Linked DNA regions of Mus musculus: all the other regions are linked to region 3. Evidence: chromatin loops called from intact Hi-C (ENCODE). Cell type or tissue: left cerebral cortex. All regions are shown on one strand.

The links. A loop is a pair of places that touch in the nucleus more often than their neighbours do. Peaks named below come from ENCODE experiments on the same cell type or tissue, not always from the same donor. Only the 100,000 strongest peaks of a DNase experiment are listed, where the experiment ranks them.
Region 1: it touches region 3 in a loop (2.9-fold over the local background); 3 of 42 quality-filtered maps call a loop at or near these places.
Region 2: it touches region 3 in a loop (2.4-fold over the local background); 2 of 42 quality-filtered maps call a loop at or near these places.

The regions. Positions count from the first base shown.
Region 1 is chr4:9,702,669-9,710,668 of GRCm38, reverse strand. No RefSeq gene overlaps it. Among named protein-coding and RNA genes, the nearest start is that of Gm24152, 11 kb to the right of the region's middle. In left cerebral cortex, no CTCF peak of the experiment used is centred here; DNase peaks (open chromatin) are centred at 1,913, 1,941, 2,963, 4,154 and 1 more place.
Region 2 is chr4:9,689,140-9,697,139 of GRCm38, reverse strand. Gm24152 (a small nuclear RNA gene) reads left to right here and starts at 1,333; the gene lies at 1,333-1,495. In left cerebral cortex, no CTCF peak of the experiment used is centred here; DNase peaks (open chromatin) are centred at 3,245, 3,595 and 4,643.
Region 3 is chr4:9,766,405-9,774,404 of GRCm38, reverse strand. It overlaps 4930412C18Rik (RIKEN cDNA 4930412C18 gene), which reads right to left and starts at 3,820. Exons shown (of 4, transcript NR_030693.1): 1 at 3,711-3,820. In left cerebral cortex, a CTCF peak has its summit at 3,085 (motif pointing right); DNase peaks (open chromatin) are centred at 3,589, 3,739, 4,441, 5,074 and 1 more place; H3K4me3 peaks cover 1,184 bases; H3K27ac peaks cover 498 bases.

The DNA of each region.
Region 1 (8,000 bases), 64 kb after region 3:
ACTCTCAGTCCTCATCCACTCACAGCAGGCCACGTCACCTCACCAGGCACGCAGCTTCAGCCAATCAGGGCGGCAGGGGCATGTCTCCACCAAATATGGACTTGTTTAAACCGCCAGCATCATGGTGCACCTGTGCAGCTCTCACGATGGTCATGGCTATTTTCAGGTGTATGAGGAAGTCAGGTGCAAGTCATAAGACTTAGCTGCAGTCCCGGGAGCCAACTTGGGACTGCTGCCACACCCGCTCCTCACAGAATTGAATTAAAATGAATGCACTCCACACCCAAGGTTATGGAACATGCAGAAGTTGGTTCTAAAAGGCAAGTTCATAGCACTAAATACCTAATAAAAAATTGAAGAGATATTATACTAGTAACTTAAAATAACACCTTAAAGTTCAGGAATAGAAGGAAGAAATCCTACCCCAAAGGAGTAGACAAGAAATAAAGCCAAGAATAAAATAAAGTAGAAACAAACAAACAAAACACGAATCAATGAAACAAAGAGTTGACTCTTTTGAGAAAATTAATAAGATTGACAAATCCTTATCCGAATTAGCTAAAAGATGAAGAGAGAGTATCTAAATTAAATAAAATTAGAAATGAGAAGGGGGATCTAACAGCAGACTCTGAGGAAATCCGGAGAATCATAAGGACATACTTTAAAAACCTATGCTCCACCAACTTGGAAAATCTAAAAGAAATGGATAGTTTTCTTTACAGGTACCACTATCCTTTTTTTTTAACCCCAAAATATTCTTTTTATTAAGAAGAAAACTCAAAAGCTAACATCTAACAGGTTTGTCAATTCACCATTAATTCACCTTTTAATTGTAGGCAGTTGGTACCTTTAAAAGACCTATACTTGTCATGTCCTGCTTATGGACAACCTGGACAGTCTGTGACTATTCTATTATTATTATTATTATTGCTTATTTTATTTATTTACATTTCAAATGTTATCCACTTTCCCGTTTTCCTCTCTGAGAACCCCCATCTCACCCTTCCTCCCCCTGCCTCTACTAGGGTTCTCTCTGCTGACCCACCCACTCTCACCCCACCGCCCTAGCATTCCCCTATGCTGGGGTATCAAACCTTCACAGGACCAAAGGCCTCCCCTCTCATTGATGCCAGGCAAGGCCTTCCTCTGCTACATATGCAGCTAGAGCCATAGTTCCCTCCATGTGTACTCTTTGGTTGGTAGTTTAGTCCTGGCAGCTCTGGGGGGTCTGGTTGGTTGATATTATTGTTCTTCCTATGGGGTTGCAAACCCCTTCAGCTCCTTCAATTCTTAAATAAAGATTTGATAAGTAACTTAAACAAACTCATAACCCCTTGTAAAATAGAAGCAGACATTAAAGGTCTCTCAACAACAACAAAGCCCAAGGCCAGATGGTTTTAGTGCAGAATTCTATCAGACTTTCAAAGAAGAGCGAATGCAAATGCTCCTCAGATTATTTCACATAGGGATAAACCACCCCTCCCAGGCAGTCTCTAAGCCCGTCAGCTAGAGTAGTGAGTAGGTGCCTTCTTCACTAAGTGCCATGAAAGTTCCTGACACCAAACAGACCACACATATTCTGCTGGGGACAGCTGTGCTGCCTATGATAGGAAAGCAGTGCTGAGCAGTCAGAGTGCCTGATGCACAGAGCATGCTGGGACAGCTGTGTGCTTTGTACTCTTGCAGATCACTAGGCCCTAGAAAATAGGTTTTATGACTACACCATGGCAGCAAGTAAATGAAGGTACTGTTGAGTTATTTGTCTCGAGTCACACAGCCAAATAGGTCATGGAGTTTGTGCTTGGGAGAACTTCAGGAAGCTGATTCAGAGCTGGAGGCCGTTCAGCTACCCTTCAGCCAGTATAACTCTATGTTCTGCTGAGAAGGATGATTTCCTGCCAGCCTGTCCCATCTATCAAATGAACAGGAAAAGGATGGCAGCCAGTCAGTTCTGTTTGTTCTGAATATAAGGCACCACGTTGAAGCAGAAACTTAAATACACAGTAAGGAGCCATGAAGACTTCAAACAGATGCCAGCAGAAAGACTTGGACAGGCACGGCCATAATTATCCCTGATCATGCTTACTAAGTTCTGTGTGTTCTGTTAAATATAGAGGGGTTGGCTTCAGGCTGAGAAGACAAAGAAGAAACAGATTGGAAAGTTCCTTATCATTAGGGTGGAGAAGTAGGACCACTATGCAAGGTTGTCCTCTGTCCTCTACATGCACACCATGAGATGTATATGGCAGCACACACACACACACACACACCCCATTACAATAAATAAAGAAGAAGAAATGTTCTTTTTGAGGAGCTTTCAAAAAGATGGGAGAAATGAGAAGTATAATTTTGACCAAGTGCAGGTAAACCATACAAGTCCAGGTGACTATGGGGGACTGCACTGGCAAACGGAGCGATAAGAAGGCTCGTAGGCAATCTTAAAGGACTTGATGGTTTCCTAGGGGTAACCACAAGGACTCTTGTCCCTAGCAAGATAACAGGTGTATTTCAATAGTTCTTAGAGTTGGTAAAAATTATTGCTGGAAAAAAGAAAAGCCCCTGTGGTCAGAAAATTTTGTCTGAGCTCTGCTGCATTAAGTCCATGTGGTCAAGATGCGCTTGAGGGTGTTAGATGTGGTGACAAGGAAAATACTACATGTTGCTGCCTTATTTGAGATGAGTGGGTAAACTTTGAGTGATGAGCTGAGCCCCAGGCTGATCAGCCCCTAGACACCAGACTTCAGAGCCGGAAGTCAGGCTGCACAAAGCGGGTGGAGGTAGAATCCGAGGGAGGAGGAAGACAGGAGGAGCCGTCTAGGCAAAGCCAGGAGGGGCTGTGTGACACCTGCAGTCCCACACTAGTACTTGAACTGCTCCCACACAGACTACATTGCCATTCCCGTCATGCCTCGGCTTCAAGAAGCACACCAGACTGACGCCAGCAAGCTCTTTTGGTGCTGTTGCCTTGGATCCCAGCCAGTGTTGTGGAGACCATTCTGCAAGAACTCGGAAGCACTTTCGGTCTTCCTGGAAGCTGCAGCAGCCCACTTTAGTCCGTGTACCACCTGTAAGGCCAGGGAGTTAATTCATGCTACCAGAGCCTGGAGGAGAATTCTCTGTTGTGAGAAATTCCCAGAGGGACTCTGTAGTTTCTTGCATATCCTTCCAGAGGAGAGATCACTGCTTATGAAGCAGCCTGGATATGATTTATAAAGGTCAGAAGACATACACGTAATGTACACATGGTTTTATTGAGACTCAGTGAGGTAATGACTATGGGGCGTCTATGGATTGAGGAAACTAATATCTGCTGATAGCAAAGGTATGGGGAATATTCATAGAATCTAATTAGAAGAAGGAACCAACACTAAGAGATTTTATAATGACATTCTGTCCACTGTACCAGTTTCTGCGTGGCACAAGCAAATTCTAGCTGAGGCTAATTTTGGACTTGTAAACAAGGACACCTGTGCTACCAGCTGCAAAGCTTTATGTTATAGCTTGACTATGAAATACTCCCAACAGGTTCATAGAGTGTGAGCTTGATTGCTAGATAAAAGGCTTTTGGGACACGACTGCCTCCTGAGAAAACTGACCTAATTGGTGGAGTTGCTTCCCTCAATGAATAGATAACATGGTGGTATTGTAGCTGGTGGGTCTAGTCAGAGGAAATACATTGTAGTGATGGAAATACCTCTAGGAACTGTCATTCGGGGACTGCACCTGCCCTAGTGTCATATACTCCCTTCTCTCTGCTTTCTGTTTAGCACGATGGAGAGGAGAGCCCGGGGCACACAATGTCACAATCATGATTTTCTACCCAATCACACAAGGTCAGTCCACCACGGAGTGAACCCTCAACAAAGGTGAGCGAAAAATGAATCTCCTCTTCTTTTGAATTGTTCTGTGTGATGTTTGACCACAGCACCAAATGCTTAGTACCCTCGGAAATAGAGTAACCACTCCTATAAGAGTAATGGTCATTGTTTCTGGCACTTGTGACCATGTGAAATGAGTCAACACACTGAAGCGGTCTTGGTATAAAGCCAGGAGCCAGGAGCAGTCAGGAGCAATTGGTACCAATGCTGCAGTTATCACGGCTGCTGCTCTGGGTGGGCAGCAGGAGAGCCTGCCTGTGCTACAAGGATTCTAGCTTGTGAAACGCCTGCTGTCACTCAGAAGCGCGCCACCCACACGGACTTAAGCTTCTGCAAGCCCCTGAGGTCTCCTCCCTGTTCACGCATCCGCATCCCACCTCTAAGCACAATGTGGAGTTGTGCTTTCTTAGTTGTACGAATAGCTACTCATTACACGAATAGTATTATCTCTCTTATGTTCTCAGTGAGTTTTAAGTCCATTCACATCCATTATCGTCTTCCTACTTTTCTATCTGCACTGCCAGAGTCAAGTAAACTGAACTTAGCCTACAGAGCTTTTGATTGTGAATTGTCTGTCCTGCACCAACAACCTTCCAAAATTCTTATTTTTGTACCACTGAAACATCTCCTTATTTCCTTTGAGCTCCCTTCCATTGCTAAGAGAACAACATAATTGTGGATTTAAAGTAACTTGCAGAAGAAGTCACAGCAGGCAGGCAAATGCTACTGTTTCTGAACCTGGCATTCTCAGACTTGAAGAAGGAACAGTATCAGCAGCTCAGTCTCTAATTACAGGAAGCCCAGACATTATAGGGAACACAGAGTGATGATAAGTCTTGGTTCCGCATCCGTTTCTGCCATTCTCTGCTCTGTAAAATTGGGCACTTACATTTCTTAATGTCACTTGACTCCTCTGTAACGTGGTGATAACAACGTAACTTCTGTGTGCTCTTGAGGATGTTAAATGAGATAATTCAAATGCACACTAGCAAGCTGGCCTTTTGAAACATCAACAAATTATTTTAACTTTCACCTGTAACAAATACACATATTTGAACTTCGGATAGTAACAACACTTCCTTCATATCTTTGCTTCATTGCCTACGTGGATAATAAAATGAGTTTTGTTCTAAACTTTCTCCTGTTATGTGTAGCTCTGGCTTGCCTTCTTTATGTGATCTGTTTGATCATGTGTGACTAGGAAAAGACCAACAGAGTCTTTATCTCCCCTCTGCCACTCAATACAAACTGGCAGGCAAACGCTAACTTCTGTATTATGTGTGCAGACAAGGGCTGTACTAACCGTGCCCTGACCTGCTTCCCAGTATTCCTTTTAATCTCCAAGGGGAAAAATTTGCCCCCTCGCAGTTTACCCTTTCTCCCCTCTTTATTTCACCCCCCAAGATGAAATAAAAATTGTTAACTTTAATGTTCTCTTAAAAACACTGTATAAATCACATTAGGAAAGGAAGAAAGGAAAGAAAGTAAGGGAGGGAAGAAGAGAAGAAAGGGAAAGGAAGGAAGGAAAGGGTAAGACAGGGGAGGGGAGGGGAGGGAGATGTCTGTCTCTAAGAAGTGGCTGGTAAGCAGGATACCCAGAGAAGGTCTATCTGTGTGCACAAGCATATAATTTCAGGAATGCTCATTACTTGAAGATGACCCTTAACTTTAGTGGGGGCAATTTTTGTGCTCTCAAAAGTCACCTAATTACTGAAATACAAGTAGCTTCTGAACTGACGTGATGAAGAAGAAATTAAGAGTATTACCCATGAAGCACTTGTAAGTAGAGAGACAGGAGCTATTTTCACTTATGCAGTACTGGAGGAATCTGCAGTGGATGTGAGCTAGTCGCTGCACATATAAGTCCCTCTGAAGAGCAGAGAAGTAACTACCTGGTTGGGCTGAAGGAGTTTGCATAGTAAGTGTGACTCCTTACTGTCTCAGGCATGAAAACACTAAAAGATGACCAATTTCAATAAAGATGACCTGAATGTCTACTCAATTCCCACCATAAGGTCTACAAGATGTAAATGGGCTGATCAGCCTGGCAGTATTCTTCCCTTGCGGCCTCTCCCATACTTGGGGTTTCTTCCTTTCCCTAATAATTCAATTTTCATAGCTGCTCCCTCCTGGCTCACATTCCACTATTATCCTTGGGGTGAAACAAAGAAATCAGATGCTACTGGCTTGGGTAGTGGCAATTAACTGTTCAGACCTCTAGTACTCCAAGTTAGGGATACCAGGATCCAGGAAAGCCCCGCCGAACTCCCAAAACTCACATGAGCTTTAAAAAATTGTATTGGAGCCAAAAGTGGACTTGAAACCCCACTTTCCTCTGAGTACTTTAGAGTGGTCTTTGGAAATCTCATACAAATGATGTTTGTTTGTTTGTTTGTTTGTTTGTTTTACTTGGGATATGTGATTTTGGTATGTGTATGTATTTTGTTTGCTTTGTTATTATTGTTTGTTTGTTTGTCTGTTTTTTTGAGACAAAGTCTTGCAAGGGTATCCAGGGTTGTTTCTGATTTGCTCTGAGTTCAAGATGCCCTTGAACTCTTAGCAATCTTCTAGCTTCACCTGTTGAGTATTTGATTACAGATGTTCATCATGGCACCTACCTCTTATTGTTGGTATTTTTATAATTCATGCTAAGTGTCTTCTTTACCTTTTTATTGCAATGAAAAAAATTTCATGACCAAGGAAACTTATAAGAGAAAGCATTTGGTTTGTGTCTCATAGTTTCAGAGGAATCATAATGGTGGGAGTCATAGCAGCAGGTAGTCAGGCTTGATGCTAAACAATAACTAAGACCCTACATTGTGAGCATAAGTGTGAGGCGTTGGGAGGTAGCACTAAGGGTGTATGTGTGTGTGTGTGTGTGGGTGAAACCTCAAAATCCCACCCCAGGTGACCATACCTCCTCCAACAAGGCCACACCTCCTAATCCTTCCCAAACTGTTCCACAAGCTGCACACCAATTTTCAAACATATAAGCTCACAGATGTACTTCTTATTCAAACCACCACACTAAGGAAATTAAAGTTTTAAAATATAAATCAACCTTATAAATCATATCATTGGTATTAAACTCAATATTGTGTCTATCATTCAAACTTAATAGTACATTCAGAATAAGATTAAATATAGTTGATGTTTTTGCATCAAGAAGATAAGCATATTGTCTGAAAGTTTCTAATAGCCGGTTGTTCATTCTTACTAGAAGAGTGATGAGAGCTGGTCTGGTGTACAGAAACCCTTTTAATCTCTAATTTTGCTTATTTCTGACTTCTCCTTCTTTCTTTTTGGAAGCTTGGTTGAAGGTTTATCAATTTTATAAACTCTGTTTAGTTGATTTTGTGTATTGTTTTCTTAGTCTCTATTTCATCAATTTCTTCACTAATTTTTCTTATTCTTTAGTAGGTTTGGAATTGGCTGCTTCTTTTTTTAGGAGAACCTTGATGTATGCATTCATCAGATTGTTTATTTTAAATCTCTCATACTTTTTAAAACTGAGAAAAATTAATGCTATATTCTTTCCTCTTAGGAATGCCCTGGCTGTGTCCCAAAGGTTCTGGTAGGAACAGATTCTCATTTTCATTTTTCTCTAGAAATTTTTAAAATTTCTCTCTGATTTCTTGAATTGCCAGTTGTACATTCATAAGTTTACTGATTCATTTCCAGTTATGTTTAGAGTTCCCTTAGACTCTCTTGTTGTTCTCTACTTTAATTTCATTGTGATCAGACAGGACATAAGCTATTATTTCAGTATTTGATATTTGTTGATTCTTGATTTGTGTTCTGTGTTACAATCAGTTTTGAACAAGTTTCCATTTACCACTGGGAGAAAATGTGTACTCCCTATCTATAGTTATTATTATCTGTTATCCCTATTATCTGTTTAGTCCATATTTGTTAGCTCCAGTGATCCACAGTGTATTTTAGCTCTTATGTTTCTTTGCTCATTTTAGTTTGAAAGGCATATTTAACAATGAGAGTGGAATACAGTAATCCTTCATTATTATTGTGTCAGGACATTTTTGGCCTTATATGCCTTTTATAAATCCAATGATATGCAGAATGTCACTCGAGACTACTTTGGAAATTTACACACACACACACACA
Region 2 (8,000 bases), 77 kb after region 3:
TCTGAAACCCTTTTATCTAGGCCTCCATAGTCCAAAGGCCTTCAATCCTACTGTCTTCCATGATCTACTAAGATGACCCATTAATCCCTTCTTATAGCTTTCAACCACCTTTCTAGCCATATTTCCTAAGTCTTCCACATTCCTCCAAACAAAACTATGGTCAGACCTATCACATGAGTACCCCACTCCTGGTACAATCTGCTATCTTAGTTACTGTACTATTGCTGTGAAGCGATACCATAACCAAGATACCTCTTATAAAAAAAAACATTTAATTGGGAACTTGCTTATATTTTTAGAGGGTCAGTCCATGATACCATGGTGGTAAGCAAACAGGCATAATGCTGGAAAAGTAGCTGAGATTTTTATATACTGATCTGAAGGCAGCAGGCAGACACACACACACACACACACACACACACAAGGTCTGGGGTTGGCCTAGCAACACCCATTCTTCAATAGGACATACCTTCTAATCCTTCCCAAACATTTCCACTAACTGTGTAAAAACACATTCAGATATATGAGCCTATTGGGGCTGTTCTCACTCAAACTATCACAAAATGTTTTAAGGACTGAAGGTAGGGCTTCATACATAATGAGAAAGCACTCTACCACTAAGACACATTCCCAGCCCTCTCTTTGCTTTTCATTAAGAAACAAGGTCTCATTAGTTGCCTAAGCTGCTCTTGAGCTCACGCTGTAGCTTCCACAGTTATTAAATAGGTGAACTTCCCACTCAAGACACCAAACTAAGATTACAGGCCTTGCACCCATGAAGTGCAATTGCAACAGCTCTTTCTAGTATTATTTCACAGAAAGATATAGAACTCTGCAAGATTTTGAAAGACTTGCTGTTGGATATGTATACACACACACACACAGAGAGAGAGAGAGAGAGAGAGAGAGAGAGAGAGAGAGAGAGAGAGAGAAAGAGAGAGAGAGAATAATAAATTCAGTGTAACAGAAGATGGTCAAGCTATGTTTCAGAAGTCAGTGTTCAGGGGAAAAACTGGAAGTATTTGAGAAATGAAATGTTGAAAGATGCTTTTACAATGATTGAACACTCTATTACTGATTGTCAAGGAAAATACAAATTCGGATGTAAACAAAGAAGGTGAGAACAGAAGAGGAAAAAATAAACAAATTACTTTAAAAATTTTTTTTCAAAGCCACAGCAGTTGCCACCTGTTTCAGAATCTGATATTTATCTTTCCAATAATCATCTATAAAACAAATATCCCAGAGAAATCGTACAATCACCTCAATAGATGCAGAAAAGGATTTTGACAGAATCTAACATCATATAAAAGCTTAGAAGAAAGTTGGAAAAGAAATACCTAGCAGGGAAGACACCATGATCACAAGGTAGTTTTTCTAGGAAAATGCTTACCTATTGCACACTGAATATTCTACCTCTGTGATTTCCCCAAAGTGGGAAACTTGTCTGCATAAATTGTGGTAGCTGGGGATAGCATACATTTGTACTCTCCTTTTTTAGAAAAAAAAATCTGGAAAAGAAACATACTTAAAGCTGGGAAGATGATTTGGTGGGTAATAATACTTAAAGAGTCCTAGCACCCATATAAAAAGCCAAATATGACTGCATGTGTACCTGTGACCACAGCTCTGGATAGGCAGAGAAAAGTAGATCTCTATGGCTCTATGGGAAAAGTAGTAAATTTCACAAACACAAAATAGTGGTACAAAACTAGACACTGGATGCTTGGAATAGAATAAAAGATCCAGATATAAACTCAAACAGCTACAGCTGCCTGATTTATTTTTCATATAAAGATGACAAGAATACACATCAGAAAAAGACAGCCTCTTTAGCAAATGGTGTTGAAAAAACTAGCACATATAAAATAAAGTAAATCCTTATCTTTAACTCTACATTAAAAATCATTCCCAATGTATCAAAGGCTTTAATATGTCTTGTAACTCTAAAGCTTCAAGAAGAAAGGGGAGGCACTTCAAGATAGAAACACAAGCTAGGACTTTCTGAATAGAATCTCAGTTACTCAGGAAATGAGGCTAATAATCAACAAACTGGATATTGAAAAATTAAATATCTCTTGTGCAGTAAAGGACACAGTGAAGAGACAAACAGTGAAAAAAAGAAAATCTTTGCTAGTTTTGTGTCTAACTGAAGACTAATACCTAGAATACACACACACACAAAAAAAACTAAACAAAAAGACAACCCAAATAAAAAACTGACTAATACACACACACACACACACACACACACACACACACACGAAATACACAAGCATACCTAAAATTGTTCAACTTCACTAATCGTGGGAGAAGTGAAAACTCCATGGAGATTCACACTTAACCCAGCAGGAATGTCATTCATTAAGAAACTGATAACAACACACGCTGCCCAGGGGGAAACAGTAAGGGAGGATTCATGCACTGCTTCTGCTGGGACTAGAAACTGACCCAGCCTCTATGGAAAACACTACGGAGCTTCCTACATCAATCAGCTACACTGCTCCAGGGCATATTTCTGGGAATCCACCATTCACAGTAGTCAAGTAATGTAACCAACACATGTGTCCCACAGCTGGAGGACAGAGAAGACATGGTTTACATACGCAAGGAAATATTGTTGAGCCATAAAGAATGTAGTTGTGTCATTTATAAGGTGGATGAAACTGAGGCAAAAATCACATGAAGTAAATCAAGTCAGTCCCAGAAAGATGAATATACGTCTGCCCTCATTTGTGGTTATCTACTTCTGTTTGTGGTTATCTACTTCTGTTTGTGGTTGTCAATAAATTTTATATAGTTGCATTAAAACATGTCTGAACACACTGAATGAAAAGGAAAGTTGAAGTGTCTAGAAGAAAGCAGAGCTAATGGAAAGTAGGAGGAGAGAGGTGGGGGAAGGAGGGGAATGGGGCAGAGTGGGTACACTCAACATATAACACACACCTGTAAGAAAATTATATAAACATATATGTATATAAATACCTCAAAATTGAGCTCCAGTTGTTTGTTTGTTTGTTTGTTTGCTTGCTTTTAAATTTTTCACATAGTATTAACACATGGCTGGCTAAGCTAATTCAGGCTGAGGAACTACAAATTTAAGTCTTCTTACATCTGTTCGTTAAGCCATCTTCATAATAGGAACATTTTAGAAGACCAGTATGTGGGACTGAATCATTTTTGACACTATAAAAATAGAACTCAGTACTGAGGCAAGAATAGCAGGCCTCCACACTTTGTGTAAAATTAAACCCTACTTTTAAAATCGGAGTGACTAATTTACATTTCTTTGCCTCTTGAATAGCTCTTGTTGAATTTTCAGATTTAGAACAGGTTTTCAGACCTGTTGCCACGCATTTAGCCTGCGTATAGTTGTTTAAACTATTCACGGTCCTTTCCATTTTAAACAGTACTGTTTCATTTTCCTTTAATTCAGGAGTTAGAAATAATTATACTCCTAAACAAATTCTTCCTTAAAAACATGATGCCTGTTCCTGAATCATTTGAGACTCTTAATTAGAAGTGCAGAGAGCCAGCATGTAGTTTAAATGAAGAAGGGGGCTGCATCAGTTCCTAATCTTCCTGGGAGTCACTACCTCCTATTTGTGTTTCTCTGTGTCCCAGCAGCTGAAGGTGGACTTGATCACATGACAGGAGACACACTGCCCACTCCTCACAGCATACATCCTCAGAGCTCTGCACCAGCAAACCCTGTCCTAGGTCAACAGTGCCAAATTTCACTGGAGAAATCCCACTGAAAAAGTAATGACCTCATACAGTGAACGGTGGCTGTCCCTATAACCACATAATTTAAAGGAAGCTTTGGAGGAAATAAAAGACAGGGAAAAAGAGAAGGAAAAAGGATAACTTTAATTATTGATAGAAAGTGTAAAGAGAAACATATGTAGAGGAGAAAATGCATTCTTTAAATCAGATGTACTTTCCTCCCTCAAGAAATCTGATTACAGGCTGGAGAGATGTTCAGTCAACAAACTGCTTGCAACACAGGTACAGGGACCCGAGTTAAATCCCCAGAGCCCAGGTTAAGGGGCCAGGTATGGTGGTGTGTGCTTACCCTAGGAGTGCTGGTAGGGCCAGAGACAAGCAGAACCCAGGGGCCAGACAAGACTGCATGGTAAGCTCCTGGGTAGTTAGAGACTGTTTCAAAAGTCAAGACGGCAAGAGGAGTGACACCTGAGGTTGTTCTTGGGCCTCCACATGCATGTACACAGAGGTATACACACCCACACATACAGTTGCACACACCTGAACAAGCACCAATGTTGTGTGCCTGTGTGCATGTGTGTATATGTGTGTGTTTCTCTTTCTCTCTCTCTCTCTCTCTCTCTCTCTCTCTCTCTCTCTCTCTCTCTCTCTCTCTCTCTCTCTCTCGCTGTTATGTATAAAATACTAAGGGATTAAGTGATTTTAGAATAAAGATCAAGGTTAGAAATCCATGTTTTCACATTCTGCTTTGTGACATTGAGTTAGGAAAAAAATACATGCCATGTTCCCTTTGCCAAGCATTCCCAATTGTGTTCCCAATGTAAAGCAGAAAGGAGGCCGGGGTCTGCACATGACTGTGGGCCTGCTCTGTCATCTGGATCCATTGATAACATTCCACCAACAGCTCTCAAAATGGCCCTTCTTTCTGTAGCATTTGCTGCTATTTACAGCCCCACCACAACTCCCACACTCCCAGGGCCAGCCTCATGGTTCCCTCCAGAGAAACCAGCACGGGCTAGCTGCGGCCTCTCCACCTCCTGTCTGGGCCCGGCACTCTGATGGACCTTTCCTCCAAATTTGTGGTTCTAATGCAGCCGACCATCATTCCTACAAGTTCTACAGCCAGAGATTCAAACAACCACAGATGAGAACATGGTTTTTGTTTGTTTGTTTGTTTGTTTGGTTTACTTTGTGTAACTTCTTACTGCTTCTTTGTGAATTTCCCATCATGCACTCCAATCCCACTCATCTCCCCATCCCTCTATGTCTGCCCTCTGCCCTTGCAACCTGTCCCACAAAAGGAAAAAAAAATGTGTTGTGGAATCTGTAGTGTGTCAGTGTATTCCATGGTATACCCTTTGTCCACACTTCTTTGCTTGTAAATGTCCATAGCCATGAGTTCTGGGTCTGGATTGAGGCCTCTGGCTGCTGCTACACTATCAATACTGAATCCTCACTGGGACTCCTCTCAGAGTTGCTGCCTTATGTCATCGAGTTCCTGAAACTTTGGATCTGTACAACCAGACCTTTCACATGCTCCAGCAGTTCATTGATACAGTAGATGTTGGGGTGGTCCAACTCAAAGCCTAGGTGGAAGCTGAGCTGGTCATCCCACCAGCTCTCCATACCCACACCACCAGGAAGAGCTCATCAGCACTGCCCTGGCTGGTTCATCCAATGTCTTAGCCAGTAAGAGGCAGAGGCAGCTCTCCTGCTCTCATGCCTCAAGGGCTGGCTCCCCTGCTCCCCTGTTACCAGGACCGGCTCTACTGTGCTGCCCAGGTGAGGGGCAGGGCCTGCTTTCCAGATCTCTTGACCCCAGAGCAGGTCTTCTGCCTGCCACAGGTATGGAAGGGCCTGCTCTCCTGAGTGCAGCAGCTGGTGAGGGCCAGGGCCAGCTTTCCTGACCCTGGGGCCAGCTCTCCTGCCTTGCTGCAGGTGGTGACGGGTTAGGGGGTTAGGAAGGCATCTCTCCCTTGTCCATGCTACCTTGTCATGGCAGATGAGTGGTGGGACCTCCTCTCTTATACTCGTGCCCTTGGGGCCTAATCACCTGCAATTCCTACAACCAGGGTCAGCTCCGCTGTGCTTCCTAGGTAAGGTATGGGGCTCAATTTCCTGAGCACTGCAGCTGGTAAGGAGCAGGAACAGCTCTCCTACTCTCATGTCTTTGGAGATAGCTCCTCTCCCACAATGCTCAGGAGAGGGGTGGAGCCAGCTCTGCACAATGACATCATCATGGCCCCAGGCAGCTGACCAAACTAGGTAGCAGACACCAACTCCTGCAGAGTCATGAGCAAGACTCTTGTGGCAGCACAGGCCAGGATCTCACCATGGCCTTGGATGGCATCTCTGGCTACTCACATCAGACTGTTCCTCACTACCCTCAAGCCTTGAGTTCTACCTCCCTTCATTGTGCACACATCCTTCTGCTTCTCTTTCCCTTCCATCACTCCACCACTTACTTGTTCATCATAGTGGTACCTGGGGCCTGTGGGTGCCTGGAACTATCTCAGGAGTACTATGTCTGCCCATGCCATGTGGCACTAAGCAGAGCGGTCTTCCCAGGCTTGTTCCCCACCCAGACCACGAGGCAGTCAGAGAGGTGGTTGTCTCAGGTTTGCTCCCCTGACTTTTATTTTTAAACCCACATCTATACTGAACATGTACACCCATTTTCCTTGCCATATGGAATAAACACTATTTATAACACATATACTAGCTATTATAATTGAGATGATTTAAAGCATTGGGGAAGGATAAGCACAGGGGGTTTACAAACACTGTCATTTTGTAGAGCAATGTGAACAGCCATAGATGCTAGTGTCCACAGGGGTCTTGCAAACTTCCACTCCCCTCCCTCCCCCATGGACATCAAGGGATGATTGCCATTCCAGACTTTTCCATTGGACCATTTACATCCTAACAATGGCACCCACTTTTGACTTACCAATTCCCTTATCTACCTGTGACACTTTTAGCACCGAGGTTCACAAACACTTGTTTGGGACACTCCCTATACTCAATTGTCTCTTAAAACAGTGATACTGTTTTCTCGCTGGACCTTGACTGATTCGCTATCCTTCAATGACAAGGAACCATTTACTAAACAGTCATTCATCCATGCTGTGCACTACAAAGCTGTTTTGCTTTGACAAATCAAGTGACCATAGATAAGTAGTTTAGCTCTGGACTCCTGAGCTAATTGCAGGCTTTGTTCCTGAGGCTCCACAGTCAACCTTGGCATCTGGACTACTCGTCTTCTCACCCTGTGCATCTTCTTTGACTAGGAAAGTACGGGTGCTGGCTCTTTGGGAGATGTCCTTCTGCTGTAAGGAATTACGTTCCCAAGGTGCCTTCTGGAAGAGGACTGCATGTGGCAACTTGAGATCTTGATAAATAAAAAAGGTACAGCTGGTCAGCAAGATGGCTTAGTAGGAAAAAAAAAACCTTGCTGCAGAGACTTACTGACCTGTGTAAGATCCCAGAAACCTAAGGTGATGAGGAGCCAATTCCTGAACATTGTCCTCCAACCTCCACACACAGGTCATGACAGACACACACCTGCACTCACATACTTCACATGTACAAACACACAGTTAGTAAATGAAATTTAAAGTGTTAAAGAATGCATAACTACTTTGCCAGTGCAGCACATCCGCAAAGGGCCCCTGGTTCCTGAGCTTACACCAGGTGACTAACTAAGACTGGGTCAGACCCGCACAGCAGTCCGGGTCTCTCTCCACCCAGCTTGCCTTTAGCTCTTCTCTCACAGATTGGGTCTCTACCATATACCTTGCTCCCCAATTGCTATCCTGACACATTCTTCAAGACATCCCAAACTGCAGTGCTCCATGACCTCAGAAAGCTGCATCGTCCTGGTTTGGTGAGATCATAGATTATAGGCTGTTTATGTACTGGGTAAAGGGAAGTGGATCGCCACAGCACTGTGTCTGAATCCACAAACAGCCCAAGTGTGGTTTTACTGCCAACAGTAAAGGTTAAGATCCTAAAGCTGCAGGGTGTATCCTCCAGGCTTTCCCCTGATCACTATTTGCAGAAATCCACCTGCTTTTGCTGTTTTAGTCAAAGAAGCACCTTTACATATTGATGCTTGCCACGGAGCCACTAAAAATGACTTACTCTTTGTCTGATTCAGTCATGTTGTCATCTGAGTCTATTCTGTTGTTTACTCGTTAACTTTTTAAATGCATTAGACTTATTTATTGGCCTCTTCCTGTCTCACTCTGTGCCCCTTCCCGTGTGTGTGTGTG
Region 3 (8,000 bases):
CAATGCACTTACACTACACGTATCTACAATGCAACCATAGGCATATAGCTGGTATTCTTATAAACTCCAGAAGCAGTATCTCTTTGTCTATAATGTAGATAAATTATTTTACCCATAATGTCATGAGAGAAGATGGTGAGCTCAAAATTGAAAGTGCCTATTATTCACAAGTACACTCCCTATCACCCAGGGCCCTAACCCTCTCTGTCCTTACCTCCCCTTCTACATCAGAATTCAAATGAGATGGGGAGGAAGGTGACTTAGGGCATTTCTGTAGTTTGTAGTTGCAGAAATCAATTTTCTTTTCAAAGTGGGTGGAGCTATGAGCTTTAAGCTTAGGAGGCGGGCTTCACCTATTCTCCAAAACTTTTAGTCTACATAATCTCACTTGAGCATCATTTTAAAAATATATTTATTTCTTCTGGAAAAAGTTTTTTTAACCATCAATTAATCATTAAATATTAATAGATTATTAAAAAAAAAGCCAATTTCTTCTCCCAAACAGCTAACTGCTCATCAAAGGAAAAGAACCTGTACAAGAAGCAGAAATACTCCACGCTAAAACTCTTAATGTGCCCTGCCCCTCAGCACTTGCACAGTGTGGGAGAGCTGGCCCCAGGGAACGAGTGCGCTTTCCAGCTGCCTCAGGCAGGAGAAGTGGTGCCACCCCCTCACCTAGGCAAAGCAGGAGAGCTGCTGGCTGGATGAACAATTCAGCTACCATTCAGGTCCAGATCCAGGGCTTTTAATGGGCCCGCCCCAATATCTGCCCCATCTATGAACTGCTTGAGCACATGGAGGGGTGGGTCCTGCAGATCCAAGGCTGCAGACACAGGGCAACAACAGGATATGCATGATGAGCCCTGGTGACGATCCAGTATTGATACTGTAGAAAAAGCCAGAAACCTCCAACCAAATCAATGACATTTGGAAGAAAAATTGATTAGGCAAAAGGGTATACTATGTGACACACCACAGCTTCTACAGAGATATTTTTTGTTTGTTTGTTTTCTTTGGGGAGGAAGTTTGCAAGGGCAGAGGGAAGATATAGAAGGATGGGAGATGAGTGGGATTGGAGTGCATGATGTGAAATTCATAAAGAATCAATGAGAAGTTAAAAAAAAAACTAGCTATGATGACATGTAATGTCTTTTTTCCTTTTTAATTGGATATTTTCTTTATTTATATTTTAAAAGTTATCCCTGTTCCTGGTTTCCCCTCTGAAAAACACCCTCCCCCTATTTCCTACTCCCCCTCCTGCTCATCAACCCACCCACTCCCACTTCCTGGCCCAGGCATTCCCCCACACTGGGGCATCGAGCCTTCCCAGGACCAAGGGCCTCTCCTCCCACTGATGCCCGACTAGGCCATCCTCTGCTACATATGCAGCTGGAGCATGTACTCTTTGGTTGGTGGTTTAGTCCCTGGGAGCTCTGGGGGTACTGTTTGTTTCATATTGTTGTTCCTCCTAGGGATCTGCAGACCCCTCAGCTCCTTGGGTCCTTTTTCTGGCTCCTTCATTGGGACCCTATGCTCAGTCCAATGGATGGCTGTGAGCATCCACTTCTGTATTTGTCAGGCACTGATGAAGCCATATATTATAATAAGTAAATAAAAGTTTGGCTACTTAGATCAATCTTCAAAAACCAAACAAACAAAGTTTAAAAAAAAAAACCCTCAATGTAACAGAGCATGCTTGAAATTTCAGCACTCAGGAAGCTAACTCAGTAAGAGTGTGAATTCCAGGTCTTATCTAAACAAACAAAGAAACACTTAATAATAATAATAGTAATAGTAATAAAATGGGGGCTGGAAGATAGCTCAGCCCTAACGTTCATGTCTGGCATGCAAAATACCGTATGCAAAACCAAAACAAATAAAAACACCTCACAAGCCTGGAGAACAAGGATGAGCCTGAGAGATGGGTAAACCTAAAGCGGCCAAGGACGTTGGACAGAACATGATGTTAACAAAACAGATGTGGTACAGGAAAGAAAGTAGCCCAAGCCTCATCTTTCCTTTTACATTGAGACATTGAGATGGGTAGGGAATTGCAAGTGTGATTGACTGCCAGAGAATATTATACACTTGTTTTCATTCTCTCTCTCTCTCTCTCTCTCTCTCTCTCTCTCTGAGATGGTGTCACTGGCCTGGAACTTGCGAAGTAAGTTAGGTTAACTGACCAGTGCACTCAAGGGATCCACCTATCTCTACCTCTCCAAAACAAGAATTAAAAGCACGGAATAGGACTTCAGCCTGCCTCCCCTCCCCCATCTCTCCCTCCCTCCCTCCTTACTTCCCTCCCTCCCTCCCTCCCTCCCTCCCTTCCTTCCTTCCTTCCTTCCTTCCTTCCTTCCTCCCTTTTAGTTTTCTGAGGCAAGCTCTCAGTTAGCTCCCTCTGACTTCTTACTCCCCAGTACAGATTACTACATGGCTTCCTCCAACCTTAGAAATGATCATGTATAAAACTGTTTCCATTGGAGAATTAAATTAGTAAAGGACTGGTGGTGGAACTCAGCTGGTATAGTGCCCGCCTAGCCCTGGGTTCCACCCTCAGCACCACATCAAATGGGCGCGGCGGCAGGACACATCTGCAGCTCCAGCATCCTTAGGGTTGCGGATAAGCATCAGGAACTCAAGGCCATCCTTTATACACAGGTGAGAGTATAAAACCAGCTTGGGCTACACGACCCCAGACTCAAAGATTCGAATATGAAAGGGTTAAAAAAAATCTAAAAACAAACGTGTAGGAGGTAAACTGTAAACATAGTTCGCAGTGATTATGATAACGACTAATATTTACTTAACACTTATAATGTGCTGGGCACTATCGTTCTATTAGCTCCTTCCACATTAGCTGGTCTAAAAGCTTGCTGTGGAAAAGGAAGTAGGTTTGTGGAAGGGAGCCAATCTGTGAAAATCAGGCCTCTATTACAGAATACACACACGGAAGCAGAATGCCTTAAATTTAGTGAGGTTCCTTAAAAATTTGTCAAGTAGATGAAATTAATGAGTTCACAATTTCTTGGAATTGTGAGAAGGGTAACCATACTGTTTTAAAAGGTTATTCCTATTTATACCGCTAGGGGGCATAGTTTAAAAACAAAACAAAACAAAACAGGTTGGGGAATACTACTTGCAGTGAATGCTGTTTTAAGTGTTCTGGCATTCTAGTCCATGACAGATTTTTTTTTTTTTCTAGTGCATACGATAAACAAAAATCTTTCCCACTGCAGCTCCCGCGCATGCTTCATATTCACCAAGGTTAACCTGAAACCTCACTATAAACCCAACTTATCTACCTCCAATCCTGGCAGAAGCTGGAGGAACAGCCCGAGGGCTCGCATGCTAATTGCTCTGATCGCCACCAGCGCTGAAAAGAAATACCAGGGGTAGGATGTACGTAGCTGAGTTCAAGTGCCCCAGAGGTCAGATCGCACAGGTCCACTCCCCTACCTCCTCACCGCCCCAGGCTGTGCAAGGGCGGAGGGGAAGGAGGCCAAACCGCTGTCCTGCCAACGACCCGCTCCTTCCGGCAGAGGTCTCCGTTTCAAACTTCACTCTGGCTGGGCCGGGCACAAACCTTGGTGTGGGCCTGGGCCGCCAGGAATCTTACGCGCCAGATTCAGCTACAGCAGAAGGCGAGCAAGTTGCTGGGGAAATTAAAACCGCCAAAGAGGACTCGGTCACCTAGCAGCAGGCCTGCCCACCTCGTTGGCCTGAGAGTAATGTCCAGACTCTGCGCAGGTCCCTTGAGGATACCCGCGCACGCGCCGCTCACACAGCCCGGGAAGTCACTGTTAAAACCTCTGCGCACTGGACTGAGCCTTTTGCGCGACCGGTTCCAAGAAACACTTTTCGTGACTCGATGGGAAAAAGAGCAAGAAGTTGGGAGACGGAGCAGGGTGTTATTCGGGGTTCTGTTACAAGAAGGAAGTTTTAAGGTACTAATGGAGCCATTGCTCAGAGATAGGTTGCGTAGTAAAAAGATTTTCCATTTGGAAGAAAGGGGTTCTGGGATGGCAGAGGATCGTTACGTCAAATGGTGCAACATTTTAATACAATCTACAGACATTTTCTGCATTCTTTAAATTATCCCTAGATTACTTTTAATGCTGGATATAAGGGAAACACTACACAAATAGTTGTTATGCTGCATTATTTTTGGAAATAACAAAGAAAGACTGTACATACATACACTCCTCAGAAATCTGTGAGGGATCAAATCTGTAGATATGGAATCTTCAAGTTCAGGAAAGTGGCTTCCCTTTCTCCACCTAAGGAGCTACATAAAACCGTATTAGTGGTGTTAGGTCAGATACCCTTTAAAAATATCGCATGCCTATGGTCCTAACATTCAGTACGCTGACGCGGAAGGATCCATGCTGGAGCCGTTCAGGTAGTGAGTCTGACAGCATCCCGGGTTACTCAGCAAGACCTCACCTAAAACAAAACAAATATATATGAGAGCAAGTACCTAGACTGTACACTTTCAAAGTCTCAACCACTGCAGGTGAAGTATGAAGACAGAAAAATATGGACAGAAAACGGGTAAACTGATATGTTTTCTGCTGAGTTTGACCATGACTCAGCAGTGTCTCTACCCTGCTGTCTTTCAGTCTTGAGACCCAGTATAACAGAACTGTCTCCTTATGAATTCAAAGTTCCTAATGAATGATTCACAATTTGAATTCAAAATTCAAAATAAATATTACTTAACAGCGTCTTCACAGATTAATCACACACACACACACACTGTGTGTGTGTGTGTGTGTGTGTGTGTGTGTGTGTGTGTGTGTGTGTGTGATTCTAGGAAAAGAGTCAGGCTCTGGAGATTCCCCCCAGACAGAAACTGAGGACCAGGTAACCAGCCAGGTGGCAGAACATAGAATAAAATAAATGAGTAATTAAGGTAAGAGCTAGTTGGAGAATAGAGCCAAAGCTATTGACCTCAAAATTTATTCATATATAGAAATCTCAGAGTCACTTTTTCGGGGGAATTTATGTGCCGGCAGGAAAGAAGCAGTTTCAGATAGCCATGGTTAAACTTGACGGATCAAAAAAAACATAACAAATGACACAGATGTGGGGACAGGATTTGTCGAGGGTGATTCACAAGAGTGGGAGGAAAAGACTGGGTAGTGAAAGCAATCAGAATGTTTTATACATAGTATGAAATGCTCAAAAACAAATGTAATAGAAGTTATAAAAGCTGCTTTGAGAGATAATTGAAATAGTTCTAATAAATCTGTCCAGACACCATGTAGAAACACATACATTTAAGTTCGTTTACTTATTAGTGTGATTGTATTTAAAAGTCTGCCATGATCAATGAAGGAAAATATTAAGAACAATCATTTCTGAAAGCAGAGCATCTTTTTCAGATCATGGGATGTAGTGGATTCTAGCACCTCTGTGCTTCCCTGTCAACTAAGACTTCTCCTCCTTAGCCCTGAGGGCTTCTGGAGTTCAGCCCACTCTCCTCATCCAGCGTCCAGACCCCCACCAATTTACTATGCTCCTGCAGTAGTGTTCTAGAAAAAAACTTTCACCATTTGCTAACAGATTATCTTTGCTGGTGGCATTTATTAGCTCACCCTAATACAGATATTGATTCTGAAGTGAGTTGCAGGTAATCTGATTCCAAGAAAGGAAGAGAAATTGAACTATCTAAAATAAAAATAAAGTACAAGATAGTGAAAGGACATCATAAAGTAGATATAGAAACTAATTGAAATATTAATCTATGGCTACCTGTATTGTCTTGTTTCTCTAGAGTGACAAAACTTAAGATATATATATATATATATATATATATATATATATATATATATGTATGTATATGTGTGTGTATGTATATTATACACATATATGATTTGTGATTTATGAAAATGACTTACAGGATGTGGTCCAACTAATCCAAGAGTGGATGGCTGGATGGCTATGAATTGAAAGTCCAAGAATCCAGTAGTTGCTCAGTCCTTAAGGCTGGATGTCTCCGCTGGTTTTCAGTATACACTGCAATCCTGAAGAAGTAGGCTCTAATGCCAGTGAAGGAATGGGCTTACCAAAAGACCAGAGCAAGCAGACAAAGAGCAAAAACTTCCTTCTCCCATGTTCTTATACAGGCTTCCAGAAAAAGGCATGGGCTGGATTAGGTATAGATTAAATATCTGGGTTAAAAGTATATCTTCCTATCTCAAAGATCTGGATTAGAAGTAGATCTTCTGTACTGGCTGGTTTTGGGTCAACTTGACACAGCTGGAGTTATCACAGAGAAAGGAGCTTCAGTTGAGGAAATGCCTCCATGAGATCCAACTGTAAGGCATTTTCTCAATTAGTGATCAAGGGGGAAAGGCCCCTTGTGGGTGGGGCCATCTCTGGGCTGGTAGTCTTGGGTTCTGTAAGAGAGCAGGCTGAGCAAGCCAGGGGAGGCAAGCCAGTAAAGAACATCCCTCCATGGCCTCTGCATCAGCTCCTGCTTCCTGACCTGCTTGAGTTCCAGTCCTGACTTCCTTTGGTGATGAACAGCAGTATGGAAGTGTAAGCTGAATAAACCCTTTCCTCCCCAATTTGCTTCTTGGTCAGGATGTTTGTGCAGGAATAGAAACCCTGACTAAGACATCTTCCCACTTCAAAATAGTCAGGAATCCCTCACAGGTGTGCCCTCTATTTTGTGGATTTAGTTACTCCCCACTGTAGTCACATTGACAACCAAGAATAGCCATCACAATTCCACCCCTTACAACTTGACACACAATCATGTATCCCTATATCATCACTAATTTCCAAGTGAAAACAATAAACAAACCATAATAATACCTAAACATATTATTACTATCACATACAATCACAAATATATTATATATTTGACAAGGTCATAATTATACCTAACATGATATAACTATCCCTCATACAACTACAAATGTATTATAAATTTAGACTAGGCAACACTGTCCTTTGGGGAATATATTTTTAGTGTCTCAAACTTAAATATGATATTATTGATATTGTCTTAATTGATATTATATCACATGGTAAAGAAATTGAAGAAAGAAGACACAAATATCTTTATAAGCATTCTTAACAAAATAGGAAAGAAACATTCATGTCAATTATAGAGCTTTTTTCTACAGCTTATCATGTGGCCTTAGCTAATATTTACACTGCCTTCCTCTTCTACCCTTTGTGTATGTTCTCCATCCTTGGCAAGAACTTTAGCATGTCTAAGCTCTTTTCCTGAAAGATGACCAAATGACCATACCTTCATTCATGACAGGTCTGTGCCTTTTGTCATCCTGCCTGGATTAGGCTGTTGTAGTTTCCCCACCAACTTTAATCACAGGATATGGTAGAACCAAGAGATGCCTGAAAGGATCTGGGGAACTCCAAAATAATTTTCCTACCTCCATTGTATAGAAGCAATCCAATTTATCCACGGTGATCTAGATCAATCACCCACCCTAACACTGTTATTTCTCCCATGGCCTTTTGGCCTAAGAGCAATAGAAACCCAAAGTGAGCAGGGGAAAGTCTGAGCATCCAGTTCAATGGAATGCTTGCTGTGGCTCCTGGAAGGAGCACTCCCCACTATGGTTCCAAAACTTCTATGCCAGCAGAACTTAATATCATAGGAACAAGTAGCAAAAATATTTTAAACTAAATACGCCACTAAATATTGTCTTTCTTCCTTGGTAGTGGAAGGGGTCGGGTGCAATAACTGTACTCCTAAGAATTTCACTGAGGCAGAAGGCCCTTGAATTTTGATTAGATTTATTTTCCATTCTCTGATGCTTATATGTGTTACCAATGAGTCAAAAGTGGTTGCTACCTCCTGCTCACTTGGTCCAATCAGTATACTGTCATCAATATAGTACATCAATGTGATATTTTATGGAAGAGATGATTGAGATTCCTTCTAACTAAGCCATGGCATAGGCTAGAAAGTTAATATCTCCTTGAAGAAAAACTTTAAAAGTATAGGGCTGCACTGCCAACTG